Regions from separate parts of the Homo sapiens genome. Here region 1 is linked to region 2. The links are chromatin loops, found by intact Hi-C in ENCODE. Cell type or tissue: A673. All regions are shown on one strand. Each heading gives the region's core, and the rest is flanking DNA. Links, peaks and the distances in the headings are about the cores only. Region 1 has its middle 230 kb from the start of FAM47A. Region 2 has its middle 79 kb from the start of TMEM47.

Region 1 (2,924 bases), core at 175-2,674, 210 kb before region 2:
TCTTCTCAAAAGCATGCATATTTCAAAGCATCGTGTTGTACACCATAAACGCATACAATTTTACCTGTCAATTTAAAAATAAAGTTAAATAGAAAAAATAGAAATGCATTTTGGTGCAAAGAGAACTATGAAAAGATTACAAACTTTCTGACATGAATGATCTGCAAGAGAATCTCTTTCGTAAAGTTATTCAATTAGTTGCACTGGAAATTTTAAATTAAAAGATCTAATGTTAATGAAATTGTTAAAAGTTTTTAGGAACCTGCTGAATTATACATCTAGCAAGAGGTGGACAAGGAAGTCAAGTATTTAAGAAGAGTCATCCTCAAACTTTAGTATACATGAGAATCACCCAGCGAGAAGTAAAAATCCAGTTTATCAGTACATAGCCCCCAGACCAACTAAATCAAAACCTCTTTCAGTGAGACCCAGGCGTTACTATTTTTAAAACTTCCCTGGTAATTCCAGTGTGCAGTTGAGTTTAAGAACTGCTGTTTTACTACAGTTGAAAGGTTTCTTTTAGTGATATTCTGGTACAGGTTAAAGAAAGAGATTAAATGTTACAATCAGGTCAAAGCGAGTTAGGTGTCTTAAAGCATTTCCCTAAGGCTTATGTGTTCCCTTTTTTTTTGTCTTTTAAGTAGGATGATGATACATACCCCATTAGGTAACTGTGAAACTTAAATTAAGGTTAATGTACACAGTAATTGAAACCTGACAGTTATTAAGAAGTGTAATTATTTTTCTCCTCTTCATACATTTATACTGTCACTCATGAAAGTGCTTTCATTACATTTGTCCTTAATTTATTTCATTTCCTCTTCTTTTCTTCTTGTTCCTCCTTCACCTCACTTAAGCCCTCCTCCACATGCATTTTACCTTTTCTCCCCTTTCTTTCTGATTCTATCTTCTGTATTTGCCCTTCTTTCTTTGCTTAAGTTCAGTGTCACTGATGGGACTTTGAAATGAAGACTTTGAGAACTTGTTTTCAGGTATTCTGTGATTGTTTCAGGTATTTTAATCCCAAATTAAGATTGGTTTTACTTCAGCAGATAGCATTTTTCTTCCTCCAGCTTTCGTAACAGCCAATCCCCAAATAACATACACAAATTATTTCCCGTATATGCTTTGGCCACTGGATGGTGCTCAGAGTACACATTCGGTGTTCCATGATTAAGTTACTTCATCCTACTGAGTTAAAATGTATCCAGAAACCATACAACATTTAACAACTTTTGAGAAGGCACTGGTAAGATGGGGAGACTTAATTTGAGGAAAGTATACCTGAGTATAATATTAGCTACTCGAAGGTCAGTACCACCCAGAAGGTTAAAGATGTACGAGTCCTATATCCCACATATACAAATGGAAATGACTTGGGCTGGGCATAGTGGGTCACGCCTGTATTACCAGGACTTTGGGAGGTTGAGACAGGAGTATTTCTTGAGGCCAGGAGTTTGAGACCAGCTTGGGCAACATGGCGAAACCCCATCTCTACAAAAAATACAAAAATTAGCCAGGTTTGGTAGCTCATGCCTGTAGTCCCACCTACTTGGGAGGCTGAGGTGGGAGGATCACTTGAGTCCAGGTAGTGGAGGCTGCAGTGAGCCATGATCACACCACTGCACTCCAGCCTGAATGATGGCCTGATACCTTATCTCAAAAAAAAAAAAAAAAAAAGAAGAAAATAATTGGCTTGGTGGTAATAGGAACATAGCTAAGAATTGTGTCTTTGCAGTGTTATTTCTGTGATAACACATGTGAATTTTGGAATAAAATGGCTACATTCAAAACCCTTCACCTAAATTTACTACTGCTATCAGTTAGGATATTTAATAGGGCTACATAGCAACCATACTGCTGCTCAAAAAAGAGTGGCATACATTTTCAGTTCAGATTTAAATATATAATTTTTGTTTTCTATAAATAGTTTTACAAGACCTTATGCATGGGTTCAGAAAAGAAAAACTGATGATTAACAAAGGAACTGAACAGAACACTATCAATCAGAGCAAGCCTGGATTGCTGAAGTGAACTGATGAAGTCACTGGAGAAATACAGCCTAGGAAGTATTTCTAGGTTTTATGTCTGAATTGTAAGCAATTAAAAAAAATAATGGGGGCCGGGCGTGGTGGCTCACACCTGTAATCCCAGCACTTTGGGAGGCCGAGGCAGGCAGATCACGAGGTCAGGAGTTTGAGACCAGCCTGGCCAACATAGTGAAACCCCGTGTCTACTAAAAAATACAGAAAATTAGCCGCGCATGGTGGCAGGCACCTGTAATCCCAGCTACTCGGGAGGCTGAGGCAGGAGATTGCTTGAACTGGGAGGCAGAGGATGCAGTAAGCCGAGATTGTGCCATTGCACTCCAGCCAGGGTGACGGTGAAAGACTCGGTCTCAAAAAAATAAAATAAATAAAAATAAAAATAAAAAATAATGAAAAAGACTAAATATTTTCTTTTATTAACTTCCTTAAAAAAAAGTTGCCATCCCATCATAGACAATGCTGATGTAAGATCACTGCATAATACCTGGAAGCAAATCAGAAGCAACAGGACATGTGTTGGATTACAAAAGAAATAACAACTATGTCTAACTAAAACTTGCCTAAGGCATCTTTTTAACTTCTAATGTGAGAACATAGATTTTAATATCTGATGCCACCGTATAAAGTCCCTCACTTCTTTAATTCACATATATAATAAATAATAATGTTTTCTCAAAAAATACAAAAGATAAATGAAACAAAGAGCTGATAATTTGAAAAGATAAAATTGATAGACTGTTAGATTAACAAAGTAATGAAGACAGAAGATCCAAATAAGCTCAATTAGAAACAAAACTGGACATATTACAACTGATACCACAGAAATAGAAAAGATGATTCAAGTCTACTCTAAACACCTTCATGAGCACAAAATAG
Region 2 (2,924 bases), core at 152-2,651:
AATCAATGGGTTCAGAGTCAGAGTTCAGAGAAAAACAAAAACTAAACAATACCATTTAGACTATTGACATTATCTCTTAACTTGCTGCTTCCTTATTTAATTTCCATTACACAATAAATCACCAGCTTTCTCCAGTGTTCACTGCTGGCTAAAACAGGTACTACAAAGGAGAAGGTACATAAGTAGGAATGGTATTTGGTGTAAGCAGTTACTGAAGTAGTCTAGAGAGCTGAGAGTCACAATCTGGGTCCATGACCAAACTTTCTCAGATTCTTATTTTTTCAGAAGAGATAAAATTAATATTATGAATATAAGTTGAATTTAGAACCATTTATTTTTTTCTGTTTTCTACTGTATTCTACAGTTCTCAGATTTCTGTTAGCCATAGAACTCCTCATCCAAAGAGATGTACACACAAATTGAAACCATCCATTTGAGCCTAACAGGTTTTACACCCCAGGCGCTTGGCATAACCATGGGAAAAGTGTGCATAAAATGTTATATTCACAATTTAATACAAAATCTCTTATGTCCTTCAACTTTTTCCTACAACAAATCAAACTCCAAATATTACACCTCTTTCCCAACACACAGCAAAACTGCATAACAGTAGTTTATCAGCTAGCAGTTTGACCCTGAGTAAATAGTGACAGTTTAGAACATGACAGATCTGGCTGGGCACGGTGGCTTATACCTATAATCCCAGCACTTCAGAAGGCCGAGACAGAGGGATCACGAGATCAGGAGTTTGAGACCAGCCTCACCAACATGTTGAAATCCCATCTACTAAAAATACAAAAATTAGCCGGGCATGGTGGCGCGCGCCTGTAATCCCAGCTACTCAGGAGTCTGAGGTAGGAGAATCGCTTGAACCCGGGAGGCGGGGGTTGCAGTGAGCCAAGATTGTGCCACTTCACTTCAGCCTGGGTGGCTGAGTGAGACTCTGTCTCAAAAAAAATAAAATAAAAATAAATAAATAAATGAATAAATAAATAAATAAATAATTATGACAGATCTGGCCCTGAATTTTGTCTCTGCTATTTATTATAAGGATCATCTTATACAATTAATTTCACTTCAGCTTTAGTTTCCTTATGTATAAAATAAAAATAATCATATAATCTAACTTGCAATGTTGTATGAGCATTAAATAAGACAATCTGTATGAATTCCTACCTTCAGTGCTTAACAAAAGAGAAATCGCCCATAGATGGCAGCATTTTACCAGAACTCAAATCTCTAACCATTTTTATTTTTTTAAGCAGGAGAAACGTTATTCTTCAAGCCATAATAATATTGGCATAAAGGTGTACATATTTTGCCACTCTACATAGTGTTAATCAAATTTTCCAGTTCACCTAAGTGTGTCAGTTCAAGGGCTCACAAAGTAGATGCCAAGATGGAATAAGGAGTATAAGAGATTTATTGGGGCGTGACAAAGACTGCTTCCTTGGCCAAACTTTAGACAGCCTTCTCTGAGCCCTCTTTTCAACTAGGCCCTGTCTTTGGACTGCCTAGCCCAGGTTTAGCAAGAATCCTGCTGAGGCAGTGTAGTAAGAATGCCTTGATATCAGATTATCCTGGCCTGACTTCAGCAAGAATCCTGTTAAGTTGGTTTAGCAAAAATGACCCTACCCTTGATGTTTCCTCTTCCTAACTTTCCATCCTCTGATGCCCCTCATTCTGCTCATTGGCTATAAATCCCCAGTTATCTACTGTATTAGGAGTTGAGCTTAATCTCTCTCCCCTATTATGGTAGTGTTAACATCTATTGCAATAGTGTTCCCAAATGAAGTCATCCTTACCTTTTTACAAATGTCAGAATACTTTTTTTTAACAGATGACACCTATGTAAGATAAGGGGGAAGGGGCCAAGAGTAGGTCAGAAAAATCTTCTGACAATAATGTTGTTCTGACCCCCTCCTGTGAATGGAGAAGGGGGAAAGTAGGAGGAGGGGATAGGAAGAGCCTCAGAGCACAGTGCAGCTCTGAGAAGGTCTTGGCAATAGAATGGAGAGCTCTAGCGTAAAGATTGCCCATAGGAGACAGTGCATTGGGCAGAAATGGCCAGACCCAAATTCCTTTTCCATGCTCAGTCATTGGCTGGGGACTTCCTGGGGAGAGTGTATCCTTGGCTCAAATGCCTACACTGAATCCCAAATCCTAAAGGCACTGCAGCTGGAGGCTGTTAGCTAACTGCACTCCCCCTATCAGGTTCTCTCTCCAATTTCCAATGGAGCTCTGAGCAGTTGCCACACTTAGTCAGGTGCTCATGTTCTGTGTTTAGATGACAGTGTAATAGAATTGAAAGCAATGTGTTTCGAGTCTGGACTTACTAGTTGTGAGACCATAAGAAAGTAGCTGAAACCCTTTGAGCTCAGAGAAAACATATGGCAGTGACTGTTCCAGGATAATCTTGAGAGCTGTGATCATTCACTATAGTCTCAAGGTGTGGATTCCAACAGTGGAGCTATTGCCAAAGCTTTATTTTCTTCTTTCTCCATTTCTACAGCCTGATTCTTTTACCTGCTCAAAAAACCTTGATATGCCCATTTTGAAAGCCATTGCTTCTTTTCCTTCTTCCTCAGTTTCCCCAAATTCAGTTTCTACTAATATTAATGCCCAATAACTTGCATAAGTCAGGATGGGTTATGCTATGCTGCAGTGACAAACAACCTAAATATCTCAGAGGCTCAGTCATTCTACATACCTAGCAGCTGCAACTCTGCTATACATTGAGGCAGGAAGAAAAAAAAAGATATGGTGAACCACACATTCACTCTTAAAATTTGTGCTGCAAAATGGCACGCATTGTTTGACCAAGGAAAATCATGTTATTAAACCTAATGTCAACAGAACAAAATGCAGAATCCTCTTATAAGACTTCTCAGTAATCAAATCTACTATGTAGTCCCCTAGTTTTC

The links. A loop is a pair of places that touch in the nucleus more often than their neighbours do. Peaks named below come from ENCODE experiments on the same cell type or tissue, not always from the same donor. Only the 100,000 strongest peaks of a DNase experiment are listed, where the experiment ranks them.
Region 1: it touches region 2 in a loop (4-fold over the local background); 3 of 110 quality-filtered maps call a loop at or near these places.

Annotation. Positions count from the first base shown.
Region 1 is chrX:34,364,532-34,367,455 of GRCh38, forward strand. No RefSeq gene overlaps it. Among named protein-coding and RNA genes, the nearest start is that of FAM47A, 230 kb to the left of the region's middle. In A673, for the core only: a CTCF peak has its summit at 1,138 (motif pointing right); a DNase peak (open chromatin) is centred at 1,140.
Region 2 is chrX:34,577,216-34,580,139 of GRCh38, forward strand. No RefSeq gene overlaps it. Among named protein-coding and RNA genes, the nearest start is that of TMEM47, 79 kb to the right of the region's middle. In A673, for the core only: a CTCF peak has its summit at 1,204 (motif pointing right); a DNase peak (open chromatin) is centred at 1,206; H3K27ac peaks cover 712 bases.